Regions from separate parts of the Homo sapiens genome. Here region 2 is linked to region 1. Evidence: chromatin contacts called from ENCODE POLR2A ChIA-PET data. All regions are on one chromosome and are shown on one strand. Each heading gives the region's core, a stretch centred on a gene start or an enhancer-like site at or near the end of the contact. The rest is flanking DNA. Distances are from core to core; before and after follow the strand shown.

Region 1 (7,237 bases), core at 2,973-5,472:
AGGCCTGGTAGATATTTGTTCATGAATTAAGCAAGGATTTATTAAAAACGGAGATTGAGTTGCTCAGCACTAAGCTTCACAATGGACCCTACCTAAAGGGGTTCCCACTTTTACTAGAGGGGTGATATAGCATTGTTACCATTTGGATAGTGTTTTACCCTGCATGATGCACCTGCACATGCATTCATTATCTGGGTTTTCTGAGGGAGGTTTTTTTCGTCATTTATCATCATAGGGAAATCGGTTTAGGGAGGGTAAGTAATTTGTCCAACATCACACAGCTGGTACATAAAAGACACACTAGACCTCATGTCCTCTGGCACCAAATCAATACACTCTTTCCTCCACACCCACTAAGAAGTGCTCAGAGGTGATGCAACCTGAATTGCAGTTGTTGGTTTGGAGAGTTTTATTTATTTATTTTTTTGACACAGAGTCTCGCTCTGTCACCCAGGCTGGACTGCAGTGGCGCGATCTCATTTCACTGCAACCTCCGCCTCCCAGGTTCAAGCAATTCTCCTGTCTCAGTCTCCCAAGTAGCTGGGACTACAGGCGCATGCTACCACACCCAGCTAATTTTTGTATTTTCAGTAGAGACAGCGTTTCACCATATTTGTCAGGCTGGTCTTGAACTCCTGACCTCAGGTGATCCACCCGCCTTGGCCTCCCAAAGTGCTGGGATTACAGGCATGAGCCACTGTGCCCGGCCTTTTGTGTTTTATTTTTGAGACAGGGTCTCCCTCTGTTGCCCAGGCTGGAGTATGGGTGGCACAATCATGACTCACTTCAGCCTTGGCTGAAGCTATCTTCCTGCCTCCGCCTGCCAAGTAGCTGGGACCACTGGTGCGTGCCACCATGCCTGGCTAATTTTTAAAATTATTTGTAGAGACAAGGTCTCCCTATGTTGCCCAGGCTGGTCTCAAACTCTTGGCCTCAAGAGATCCTCTTGCCCCAGCTTCCCAAAGCGCTGGCATTACAGGCATAAGCCTCTGGGCCTGGCCTCAGTTGCAGGTTCTTAAGTGAGAAGGGACATGATGAAATCTGTGTTTTAGGGCTGGTGCGGTGGCTTGCACCTGTAATCCCAGCACTTTGGGAGGCTGAGGCAGTGAAATTGCTTGAGCCCAGGAGTTTGAGAATAGCCCGGGCAACACAGCAAAACCCGTCTCTAGAAAATATACAAAAATTAGCAGGGCATGGTGGTGTGCACCTGTGGTCCCAGCTACTTGGGGGGCTGAGGTGGGAGGATCACTTGAGCCCAGGAGGCAGAGGTTGCAGCAAGCCGAGATCACACCATTGTACTCCAGCCTGAGTGACAGAGCAAGACCTTGTTTCAAAAAAAATAAAAATCTGTGTTTTAGGATACTTTGTCTGAAGCTGGCTTAAAATGTAAATCAGCAAATTGGCAGTTTTTTGAATGAAAAAACACTCAGTGGTTTTTGGGGGTGTTGTTGTTGTTGTTTAGAGACAGTCTTGCTCTGTCACTCAGGCTGGAGTACAGTGATACAATCATAGTTCATGGTAACCTTGAACTCCTGTGTTCAAGCAATCCTCCCGCCTCAGTGTGCCAAGTACATGGGACTACAGGTGGTGCCACCATACCTGGCTAATTTTAATTTTTTTTTTTTTTTTTAGAAATGGGGTCTCACTGTATTGCCCAGATTGGTCTCAAACTCCTGGCCTCAAGTGATCCACTTGCTTTGGCCTCACAAATTGCTGGGATTAAGGCATGAGCCACTGCACCTGGCCTTTCTTTTTGTTTTCTATATTTTCCAAATGGTCTATAATTAATATGTATTACTTTTATAATCAGAAACAAGTATATTTTAAGTGTAAATAAGTAGAAGAGTAAACAGGAAAAGAAGCTAGAGGTAAAGTGGCCACAGATGGTAAATGACAATAAGGTAGATATGAAAAACAGAGATGATTATAACAGAACAGAAGGAGAAATCTAACTGCTTGGTGGTGGAGATCAATACATTCTTATTTCAGACAGATTTTTACTCTCTTTCTGAAAACTATGGGAGACATGAGGGTTTAGGGTTATTTCAAAAAACAAGTGGAGGCTGGGTACTCATGCCTGTAATCCCAGCACTTTGGGAGGCCAAGTCGGGAGGATCACTTGAGGCCAGGAGTTTGAGATCAGCCTGGGCAACATAGCGAGACCCTGTCTCCACAAAAATAAGCCAGGGCTGGTGGCAGGTGCCTGTATTCCTCGCTACTCAGGAGGCTGGAGTGAGGAGGATTGCTTGAACCCAGAAGTTCAAGGCTGCAGTGAACTATGATTGTGCCACTGCACTCCAGCCTGGGCAACAGAGGGAGATTCTATCTCAAAAAAAAAAAAAGTGGATATATTTGATTCAAATTTAGAACTACAAAAGAATAGCAAGCAAAGAAACAAGCTCAATATTTTTCATACCATGACCAACAAGAAAACTTAACATTCTAAATGAACTTTCTATAATATATTAGTTAGTGTACAAGTATTATAAAATATACATTCATGATATACAATTGTATACATTAATATGCAATACAAATGGATATAAAGTATCTCAACAAAAGTTTTTTTTTGTTGTTTTTATGTTTGTTTGTTTTGTTTGTTTATTTTTAGGAGACAAGGTCTCACACTGTCACCCAGGCTGGAGTGCAGTGGCATGATCATAGCTCAGTGCAGCCTCAAATTCCTGGACTCAGCCTGTAATCCCAGCACTTTGGGAAGCCGAGGTGGGCAGATCACCTGACTTCAGGAGTTCGAGACCAGCTTGGCCAACATGGTGAAACCCTGTCTCTACTAAAAAGACAAAAATTAGCCAGGCATGGTGGTGGGCATCTGTAATCCCAGCTATTTGGGAGGCTGAGGCAGGAGAATCACTTGAACCCAGGAGGCAGAGGTTGCAGTGAGCCAAGGTCGCTCCATTGCACTCCAGGCTGGGCCACAAGAGTGAGTCTCAAAAAAAAAAAATGCCTGGGCTCAAGTAATCCTCCTGCCTCAGCCTCCCAAGTAGCTAGGACTGCAGGTGCCTGGCACCACACCTGGCCTCAATGAAACTCTTAAAGTGATGAATAAATACTCGAAATGCTAGGGATGGACTGCTGAACATAAATATAATTTTTGCATATAATCATATGCTTTGGTTTGTTTTTTCAAATTCAAAATAAAATGTTGCAAAACATAAGTTGTCCAGCTAGGCACAGTGGCTCACACCTGTAATCCCAGCACTTTCAGAGGCCGAGGCAGTGGGATTGCTTGAGCCCAGGAGTTTGAGAACAGCCTCAGCAACATGGTGAAACCCTGTCTCTACAAAAAATACAAAACTTAGCTGGGTGTGGTGGCACACGCCTGTACCCAGTCACTTGGGGGGCTGAGGTGGGATAATGTCTTATGGGATGGGACAGTGTCTTTATCTCTATTTCCCTGTTATCTACTACAGGCCCTGCACAATGTAGCTGTTCAAAAAACATTTGTTGAACAAATGAAAAAATGATGTCAAGGCCATAACTTTTACTCCTCCTCTTTTCATTAACAAGAAGACATTAAGAGATTTGCCACATAATCAAATAAAAGCACACCCCAGGACAAATTAATGTGTTGACCACATTGGATCAGGAATATTGAGACTTTAATCCTAGACTGTTTTCAGAGAGGAGTTGGAAAATGGGGAAAAAAGATGTAATTTCTCCAACTAGAAATTAACTTATTAAAATTCATGCATAACATAAGCTATTCCAAGATTCCCCCTTTTTTTTTTTTTTTTTTTTTGACACAGGGTCTTGCTTTGTCACCCAGACTGGAGTGCAGTGGCACGATCACGACTCACTGTAGCCTTGACCTTCTGGGCTCAAGCAATTCCCTGCCTTAGCCTTCCAAGTAGCTGGGACTACAGGCATGCACCACCATATCTGGCTAATTTTTTTGGTATTTTTTTGTAGAGACAGGGTTTTGCCATGTTGCCCAGGCTGGTCTCGAACTCCTGAGTTCAAGTGATCTGCCCGTCTCAGCCTCCCAAAGTAGCAGGATTACAGGTGTGAGCCACCAGGCCTGGCCTATTCCAAGATCCTTACACCAAATAGCTTATAGTATCAGAAACCAAATGGCTTGATGTAGCTGAATTTCTGATACTTGATACTTTGGAAATTTTCCCAATGGACACATTATACAAGATGCCATTAGCACCTGAATGGAAACAAACTGGTGACTACAAGTATTCTACATCCTGCCAGATCAAATAATAGTCATGAGTCATAACTGGATCTGCAGACAGCTGCGTAAAACAGATTATCAGTGGAAGGTATGGCAGTTCCAAGGCCTGACCTGCAAAGTCAGTCGGGAAAAGGGTGCGGTCAGAACCAGCACAGCTGGAAGGTCACCCACAGAATAAAAGTTGCCAACTGGATGTGTTCCTCTAAGACAACTTTGCAATGACACAGAAGCACAGCCATGGTCAAGAGATGGCCAGAAGGAGGTGGTGAGGAGCTGAGAGAGGTCCTTGGTGATCCTCAACCTACAACTGGGCTAATGAGGCAAACACTGGACCAAACAGCCCTAAATCTCACCCAAAGACTTGAAGGCTGTCCGTCTTCGTTCCCCTGACACACACAGTACTCCCTGAGAATTCCCATTCTCTCTACGTCCCATCCTTCTTTAGGATTTCTGAACCTAGAGAAATTTGCTCCCTGAAATTTTCTGTGGTGCCCACATAGATTTCAAGTTATGGAAATGGCTCTATAAGGAATACCTGGCTGAGTGCAGTGGCTCACGCCTGTAATCCCAGCACTTTGGCAGGCCGAGGTGGGTGGATCACCTGAGGTCAGGAGTTCAAGACCAGCCTGGCCAACATGGCGAAACCCCATCTCTACTAAGAATACAAAAATTAGCCGGGCATGGTGGTATGCGCCTGTAATTCCAGCTGCTTGGGAGGCCGAGGCAGGAAAATCGCCTGGACCCAGGAGGTGGAGGTTGTAGTGAGCCGAGATCGTGCCACTGCACTCCAGCCTGGGCAACAGAGCAAGACTCAGTCTCAAAAAAAAAGAAAAAAAAAGAGTACCCCATCAGCCTGGGCCCCAAGGATGGAAATGAATCACAGATAACACTGGCCACAGGGATGGTATAGAAAGGTACTAGGTCCCCAGGGTACCCGGAAGGGATGAAGTAGAGATGAACAGAATGGAGTTTAGGTCACGGAGCTTAAGAAGGCCAGGTTACTACTTCTGCTTCTAAGACACAACCATAGGCAATACGGCTCAAGAGGATCACCTACCCCGAGCCAGGAGACAACCTTAAACTGAAGTCTAGTGTGGTTCCTTGGAAATCCTTGTGACTTGGCCCTCTTGTGAGGCATAAATTGAATCTGGCCTGAGAATATCCTAATACTCTGTTTCCTCTGACAACAAATTGTGTTTAGTGACCTCCCCATAGTGACTGCTCTATTCCTACTGGCTATGTTCCATTGGATGCATAGTATTTATGTGCATAGTATTTTTTTTTTTTTTTTGAGATAGGGTCTCACTCTGTTGCCCAGGCTGGAGTGCAGTGGCATGATCACTGCTCACTTCAACCTCCGCCTCCCCGTTTTTTTGTTTTTTTTTTTTTTGAGAAGGAGTCTCACTCTGTTGCCCAGGCTGGAGTGCAGTGGCATGATCACTGCTCACTTCAACCTCCGCCTCCCCGTTTTTTTGTTTTTTTTTTTTTGAGAAGTAGTCTCACTCTGTTGCACAGGCTGGAGTGCAGTGGCATGATCTCAGCTCACTGCAAGCTCCGCCTCCCGGGTTCAGGCCATTCTCCTGCCTCAGCCTCCCAAGTAACTGGGACTACAGGCGCCTGCCACTACGCCAGGCTAATTTTTTGCAATTTTAGTGGAGACAGGGTTTCACTGTGTTAGCCAGGATGGTCTCGATCTCCTGACCTCGTGATCCGCCCGCCTCAGCCTCCCAAAGTGCTGGGATTACAGGCGTGAGCCACCACGCCCAGCTGCCTCCCCATCTTAAGCCGTCCTCCCACCTCAGCCTCCCGAGTAGCTGAGACTAGAGGCACATGCCAACATGCCTGGCTAATTTTTAATTTAATTTAATTTAATTTATTTGTTTTATTTTATTTTATTTATTTTGAGACAGAGTCTCGCTGTGTCATCCAGGCTGGAGTGCAGTGGTGTGATCTCGGCTCACTGTAACCTCCACTTCCCAGGTACAAGTAATTTTCCTGCCTCAGCCTCCTGAGTATCTGGGATTATAAGCACCTGCCACCACGCCTGGCTAATTTTGGATTTTTAGTAGAGACAGGGTTTTGTCATGCTGCCCAGGCAGGTCTCGAACTCTGAAACTCAAGTGATCTTCCCGCTTCTGCCTCCCAAAGTGCTGGGATTACAGGTGTGAGCCACTGTGCCTGGCCTACACAGTATTGATTTCTCTGACTGCCTTACAGTTGCCACCAGCTCACTCAGAAGGTTCCAGACTACTATCTCTAGCCCACAGAGATACATGTAACTACTGTTATCTGGTGATGTAGCAGTTGTTAATCCATAGGCCCTAGGCCATCAAAATGAGCATGACTACACTGCCAGACTCCATTCACTTGTGTTCCTGCTGTGTGAACCACAACGCCGCTATAAATGCATTGTTCCTTCTCTTTTGCCCTACACCAAAAGTTCTTAACTTTTGTTCATTCACAGATCTGTTTGAGAATCTGCTTGGACATTTCCCGGAAAGAAATGGACACATAGATTTGCAAACAATTTCAAGATGTTCTCCACACATAAAGCCCATCCTTGGGATCCCAACTTAATGCTCACAATTTCTGATGGTAAGAAATGAAGACACTTCGGCCAGGCACGGCGGCTCATGCCTGTAATCTCAGCATTTTGGGAGGCCAAGGCAGGTGGATCACCTGAGGTCAGGAGTTCGAGACCAGCCTGGCCAACATGGTGAAATCCTGTCTCTACTAAAAATACAAAAATTAGCTGAGTATGGTGGCACGCACCTGTAATCCTAGCTACTCAGGAGGCTGAGGCAGGAGAATCTCTTGAACCTGGGAGGTGGAGGTTGCAGTGAGCCAAGATCACACCACTGCACTCCAGCCTAGGCACAGAGTGAGACTGTGTCTCAAAAAAAGAGAAAAGAAAGAAAGAGAGAAAGAGAGAGAGACAGAGAGAAAGAGAAAAAGAGAGAGAGAGAAAGAGAAAAAGAAAGTGAGTGAGAGAGAGAAAAAGAGAGAGAGAGAGAGAGAGAGAGAGAGGGAGGGAGT
Region 2 (6,000 bases), core at 1,694-4,193, 280 kb after region 1:
CTATTTCATATGGGTTAAAGGGTAGGACAGTTGAATTTCGTGAAAAGTCTGAGTTATATAGGCTTTGAGCAAAGAGTTTTATTAGTATGAAGCAGAAGAGGTAACATAAAGAAAGATGTATGGGGCCAGGCATGGTGGCTCACACCTGTAATCCCAGCACTTTGGGAGGCCGAGGTGGGCGAATCACTCCTGGGTGAACTCAGGAGTTCAAGACCAGCCTGGGCAACATGGCGAAACTCCATCTCTACAAAAACATTACGAAAATTAGCTGGGCGTGTTGGTGCTGTAGTCCCAGCTACTCAGGAGGCTGAGGTGAGAGGCGGAGGAGGTTGCAGTGAGTCAAGATCATGCCACTGCACTCCAGCCTGGGCAACAGAGTAAGACCCTGTCTCAAAAAAAAAAAAAAGATAGATGATGTATGCTGTATGAAAAAAGGAAACACACAGATGATTCAACAGCCTGTTTTGTGGGGTAATGAAAAGTCACCCTGGGAACTGGGCTCCAGCCCTCGTTCTGCCACCCACCAACTACATGTCCTTGGCAAGTCATATCAATTATCTGAGTTTCTGTTTTATAATCTACAAATAGGTTATCTCTGGCAGCTTAATAATAATCAGGGTTAACATTTATTAAACAGTGTGTGCCAGTCCATGTGCTATGTGCTTTTCTGTGAGGTAGTTACTGCTATTTACAGAAACAGTAGATGCAGAGACCAAGGTGCTGAGTTAAATGATTAGGCCAACAAGGTTAGTACATGCCGAGCCAGGATGGAAGCCCAGGTAGGCAGGCTGGCTTCCGCGGCAATGCTCTTATGAACTATGTTACGTCCAGTGCTGATAAACTGACTCTCTGGGGAGCAGGGGAAAGCCCTGAGTTTAGCATTTGCCAATTTCTATCACGTAAACATTCCCATTCTGGCCACTTTCTTTCTTTCTTTCTTTTGTTTGTTTGTTTGAGATGGAGTCTCGCACTGTTGCCTGGCTGGAGTGCAATGGTGCAATCTCAGCTCACTGCAACCTCTGCCTCTCCGGTTCAAGTGATTCTCCTGCCTCAGCCTCCCAAGTAGCTGGGATTACAGGTGCCCGCCACCATGCCCAGCTAATTTTTTTTGTATTTTTAGTAGAGACATGGTTTCACTATGTTGACTAGGCTGGTCTCGAACTCCTGACCTCATGATCTGCCTGCCTTGGCCTCCCTAAGTGCTAGGATTACAGGCGTGAGCCACTACACCCAGCCGCATGATTCTAAAAAATAAAAAGATGAAGTGTTATTCCAAACATCTGATCTCCATTGAAGAACCATGCAATCTCTCTGGGTTGATAGAGGCCAGAGTTAGTGGCTCTCCCTGATTTCGGTGAGAAATCACTATTCCACCATCACGGGATAAAAGGCATCCTGACTGGCGGTTGACACCTATTTCCACAGTGAAAGATATATCTAGTACTTTTAAAGGGGAAGTGGTTTGTCTGAGATACTCTGTTTCAAAGTAGAGAGGATACAGAACAAGCATCTGAAGCTATATACATCCTTACAGAGAGCAATTCTGATGGAAATGCAGGCCATGTTTCCCTGGGGGGGGCTCGTCCTAGGGGCTGGAGTGCATTCTCTGATGTCAGAGGAAATGCAAGATTCCCTGAGGCCTGAGGGAACCCATGGTATATGCAAGTCCAAGTTTCAAACTGTAGTTCCATATGCATTCTTCCAGGACAAATACTTCTTGAGGTTAAAAAAAAAAAGTCACATAGCTGCCATTTTATGGATTTCAGGATTTTTTTTTTTTTTTTTTTGAGATGGAGTCTTGCTCTGTCACCCAGCCTGTAGTGCAGTGGCATAATCTCGGCTCACGGCAACCTCCGCCTCCCAGGTTCAAGCGATTCTCTTGCCTTAGCCTCCCGAGTAGCTGGGATTACAGTCACGCACCACCACATCTGGCTAATTCTTTATATTTTTTGGTAGAAACGGTGTTTCACCATGTTGGCCAGGCTGGTCTCAAACTCCTGACCTCATGTGATCTGCCTGCCTTGGCCTCCCAAAGTGCTGAGATTACAGGTGTGAGCCACCGCGCCTGCCTGGAGTTCAGAATCTTGGGCTTCATTATTTGTGTTTAAATAGATCATACAGTCAGGCACGGTGGCTCATGCCTGTAATCCCAGCACTTTGGGAGGCTGAGGTGGGAGGATTGCCTGAGTTCAGGAGATGGAGACCAGCCTGGGCAACATGGTGAAACCCCGTCTCTACTAAAAATACAAAAACTAGCTGGATGTGGTGGCACACACCTGTAGTCCCAGCTATTCAGGAGGCTGAGGTGGGAGGATCCCAGGAGGTAGAGGTCACAATGAGCCGAGATTGCGCCACTGCACTCCAGGCTGGGTTACTGAGCCAGATCCTGTCTCAAAAAAAAAAAAGATAATACATTCAAACAGTTCAAAATGCAAAAGTTACATACATAAGGAAGTGTCATGAAATATCTCCCTCTCACACTTCTCCCCAGCCACCCAGTTCTCCCTTCTAGAGGCAACATGTGAAATCCTTCTCAGGCTACACTCTTCTTGAAGGTGTAGGCTTTGGGCAAAAGCATTCATTCAGTAACCCCAGAAACTTGTTCTGTTTTTCCATAGGATTCTCTTTGGACAGCGTCCATACTGGTGGGTTTTGGATACTGACTACTACAGCAACACTTCCGTGCCCCTGATAAAGCAGTTCCCTGTAACCTGTGAGACTGGACCAGGTAAGCGTCCCAGCCCCTGCAGACAGAAGCTGAGTGGACCTCGTTTACCTGTTATGGATGAAACTGACCTTGAGGGGACATGAGGAGAGCCATTCCTTTGTACTTTTGTCATGCTCTTCAATTGGCACAAATTAATTCACTTCTGCAATACTTTCCTGAATAGCACAGTAGTATTGGAAATCTGCCTATTACAGAACCTGGATGGAGTCCAGAGAGGCACGGGCATCCATGGGCAAAGGGCTCGTGAGAGTCACCGCCCTGCAGCGCTGTGTCCTGAGAAAGGAGGGGGCAGAAGCCTGAGCTTCTGGGGGTCCTTCCCAATGGCCTGGCCCACTGGATGTGCCCTCCTGAGCTGACCGTCCAATCCCTTGCCCTCTCTGTGCCTACGTTTTATTAGTTACAGCCAGATGGTTACTGTCAAATCAAATGATAGATTTCATTTTCAGTATGTAATAGGAAGCCCCTCCCTCACCCTAAAGTCTCAGCTGCCCTCTAAGACTAGTACTCTCTAAGGTACTAGTATCCCTTCCTCAGAGACCCTTTCCCTGACCCCAAAACTAGGGAAGGTCCCTTAGTTATTTGCTCTCACAGACCACGCATTTACCTCAGAGCATATTCACTCATTCAGCTGTTACTTACCAAGCACCTACTGGGAGCTATACACTGTTCTATGTGCTAGGGATACCTCTGTCAGTGAACAACACAGACACAAAGATCCCTGCCCTTGTGGAGCTGAAATCTGAATAGAGGAGGTGAAATATACAAAAATTATAATAAATAAGTAAACTAGGCCAGTTGTGGTTGCTCATGCCTGTAATCCCAGCACTTTGGGAAGCCAAGGTAGGTAGATCACCTGAGGTCAGGAGTTCAAAACCAGCCTGGCCAACATTGCAAAATCCTGTCTTTACTAAAAATGGAAAAATTGGTCAGGCGTGATGGCACACGCCTGTAGTCTCAGCTACCTGGGAGGCTGAGGCAGGAGAATCGCTTGAACCTGGGAGGCAGAGGTTGCAGTGAACCGAGATCGGACCACTGCACTCCAGCCTGAATGACAGAACGAGACTCTGTCTCAAAAAAAAAGTAAACTATTAATATGTAGGATAGGCCAGGCACGGTGGCTCACCCTGTAATCCCAGCACTTTGGGAGGCTGAGGCGGGTGGATCACCTGAGGTGAGGAGTTCAAGACCAGCCTGGCCAACATGGCAAAACCCTGTCTCTACTAAAAATACAAAAATTAGCTGGGTGTCCTGGTGCATGCCTGTAATCTGAGCTACTCAGGAGGCTAAGGCAGGAGAATCGCTTGAACCTGGGAGGTGGTGAGCCAAGATTGCGCCATTGCACTCCAGCCTGGGCGACAAAATGAGACACCATCTGAAAAAAAAAAAAAAATATATATATATATACACACACACACACACACACACACACACACACATATAATACTAGAAAATGATTGTTTATAGGCAAAAAAAAAAAAAAAGAAGAAGAAGAAGAAAAGGAAAGGAGAAGGAAAGAAGGACCAAACATCTTTTGTAGAAATATGTTTGCTTTCATCATAACAGCTTGTTATCAAGGATGAATTTCTCCCTGAAATTAATGGAGGCACAGACTGGAAAGTTTAAAGTGGCTTTAAGAGGTTATTTTATTTAGTCCTCTGTCTTAATAGAAGCAAATTATTATCTCTGCTCCTTAGGTAGAGTAGCTAAGGCTCAGAAAGTAGGCCGGGCGCGGTGGCTCACGCCTGTAATCCTAGCACTTTGGGAGGCCAACGCAGGTGGATCACCTGAGGTCAGGAGTTTGAGACCAGCCTGGCCAACATGGTGAAACCTCGTCACTAATAAAAAAATACAAAAACTTAGCCAGGCATGGTGGCGGGCGCCTGTAATCCCAGCTACCCAGGAGGCTGCGGCAGGAGAATCACTTCAACCCGGGAGGCAGAGGTTGCAGTGAGCTGAAATCACACCACTGCACTCCAGCCTTGGTGACAGAGAAAGATTCTGTCAGGAAAAAAAAAAAAAAGTTTAAATGAATTACCCAAGGTATATAATTGTTAGTGTTAGAAGGAAGAAGAAGGGAGGGAGGAAGGAAGGGAGAAAGAAAGGGAAGGAGGAAGGGAGGGAGGGAAGAAAGCCTTTATTTATCTATGGGGTTCCCTGGAAAGCAGGCTGAAATGGAGATTCACGTGCAGGAGTTTAGATACTCTGGGGAACTATACTTGTAGAAGGGAAGGAACAGGAACAGGGCAGAAGGAGAGGTCCGGTTGTGATTCTGCCTCATCCAACCCCACAGCGAGCTCTGAAGCTGGGGATGGCTCCTCAGAGTTGGTCCAAGTTGGGACAAGGGAATCAGACCCTGGGGAGAGCGTAACCTTGATCAAGGCGACTCTCTTTAGCCCAGGGCAATGCCAGGAGAAGGCTGAGAGCAGAAAGCCATCTACCATCACACTCTCAACAGCTACGAAATAAGTCCTGCAGTTCAGGAGGGAGGTCTGGGCGGCACATCTCAGGACCCTCTATCTCTCAGGGTAGAGGAATTAAGAATGGGATGGGAACCAGACGGGCCATGGTGGCTCACACCTATAATCCCAACACTTTGGGAGGCCAAGGGTAGGAGGATTGCTTGAGCCCAAGAGTTCAAAACCAGCCTGGGCAAAAACAATCAAACAAACAAACAAAACACATTTAAAAAATTTGCTGTGTGTGGTGGTGTGCACCTGTGGTCCCAGCTACTCAGGGGGCTGAGGTGGGAGGATTGCTTGAGTCCAGGAGGTCGAGGCTGCAGTGAGCTATGATCATGGCACTGCATTGCAGCCTAGGAGACAAAGCAAGACACTGTCTCTAAAAAAACAAAAAACAAACAAATAAAAAAACGGAACCGGTTGCAAGCAGGGTTAAATAGCGTGGTCAGAGTAGGACTCACTGAGAATATGAGATCTGAGTCAAGTCTTCAAGGATGTGAGGAAGTAAGTTTCTGGCAGAAGAGCTGTGAAGGGCTGTCTGGCCAGAGAAGATTGCAATGCAAAAGCCCTGAGGTGGGAACGTGTTTGGTGTGTTTAAAGGAAAGCAATGAGGCCAGTGTAGCCAGAACAGAGTGTGCAAGGAGAGAAGGAACAGAAGATGTGGAGGGCAGATCAGTTTGTAATTGTACGCCCAGTATGCTGATTCTTTGTGTAATCTCCAGACTGTATTAAACTGCAAGAGCAGGGCCCCTCTCTGGCTTTGCTCATCATTGTATTCCCAGAGCCTTGCACAATGCTTGGTGCATAGGAGAT

What was found. ChIA-PET counts read pairs that join two places held with the same protein, here RNA polymerase II (POLR2A).
Region 2: POLR2A ChIA-PET joins it to region 1 with 17 read pairs in activated T-cell. The contact joins two enhancer-like sites. POLR2A ChIA-PET finds 5 or more read pairs at or near these places in 2 of 52 experiments (WTC11 and activated T-cell).

The regions. Positions count from the first base shown.
Region 1 is chr17:42,620,054-42,627,290 of GRCh38, forward strand. No RefSeq gene overlaps it. Among named protein-coding and RNA genes, the nearest start is that of TUBG1, 14 kb to the left of the region's middle. RefSeq lists a cis regulatory region at 6,335-6,684. Within about 2 kb of position 4,223, at least 7 of the 41 ENCODE cell types and tissues checked have a DNase peak (open chromatin) inside an H3K27ac peak, as active enhancers do.
Region 2 is chr17:42,901,313-42,907,312 of GRCh38, forward strand. G6PC1 (glucose-6-phosphatase catalytic subunit 1) reads left to right here. Exons shown (of 5, transcript NM_000151.4): 2 at 2,619-2,728. Among named protein-coding and RNA genes, the nearest start is that of G6PC1, 3.5 kb to the left of the region's middle. Within about 2 kb of position 2,944, at least 2 of the 41 ENCODE cell types and tissues checked have a DNase peak (open chromatin) inside an H3K27ac peak, as active enhancers do.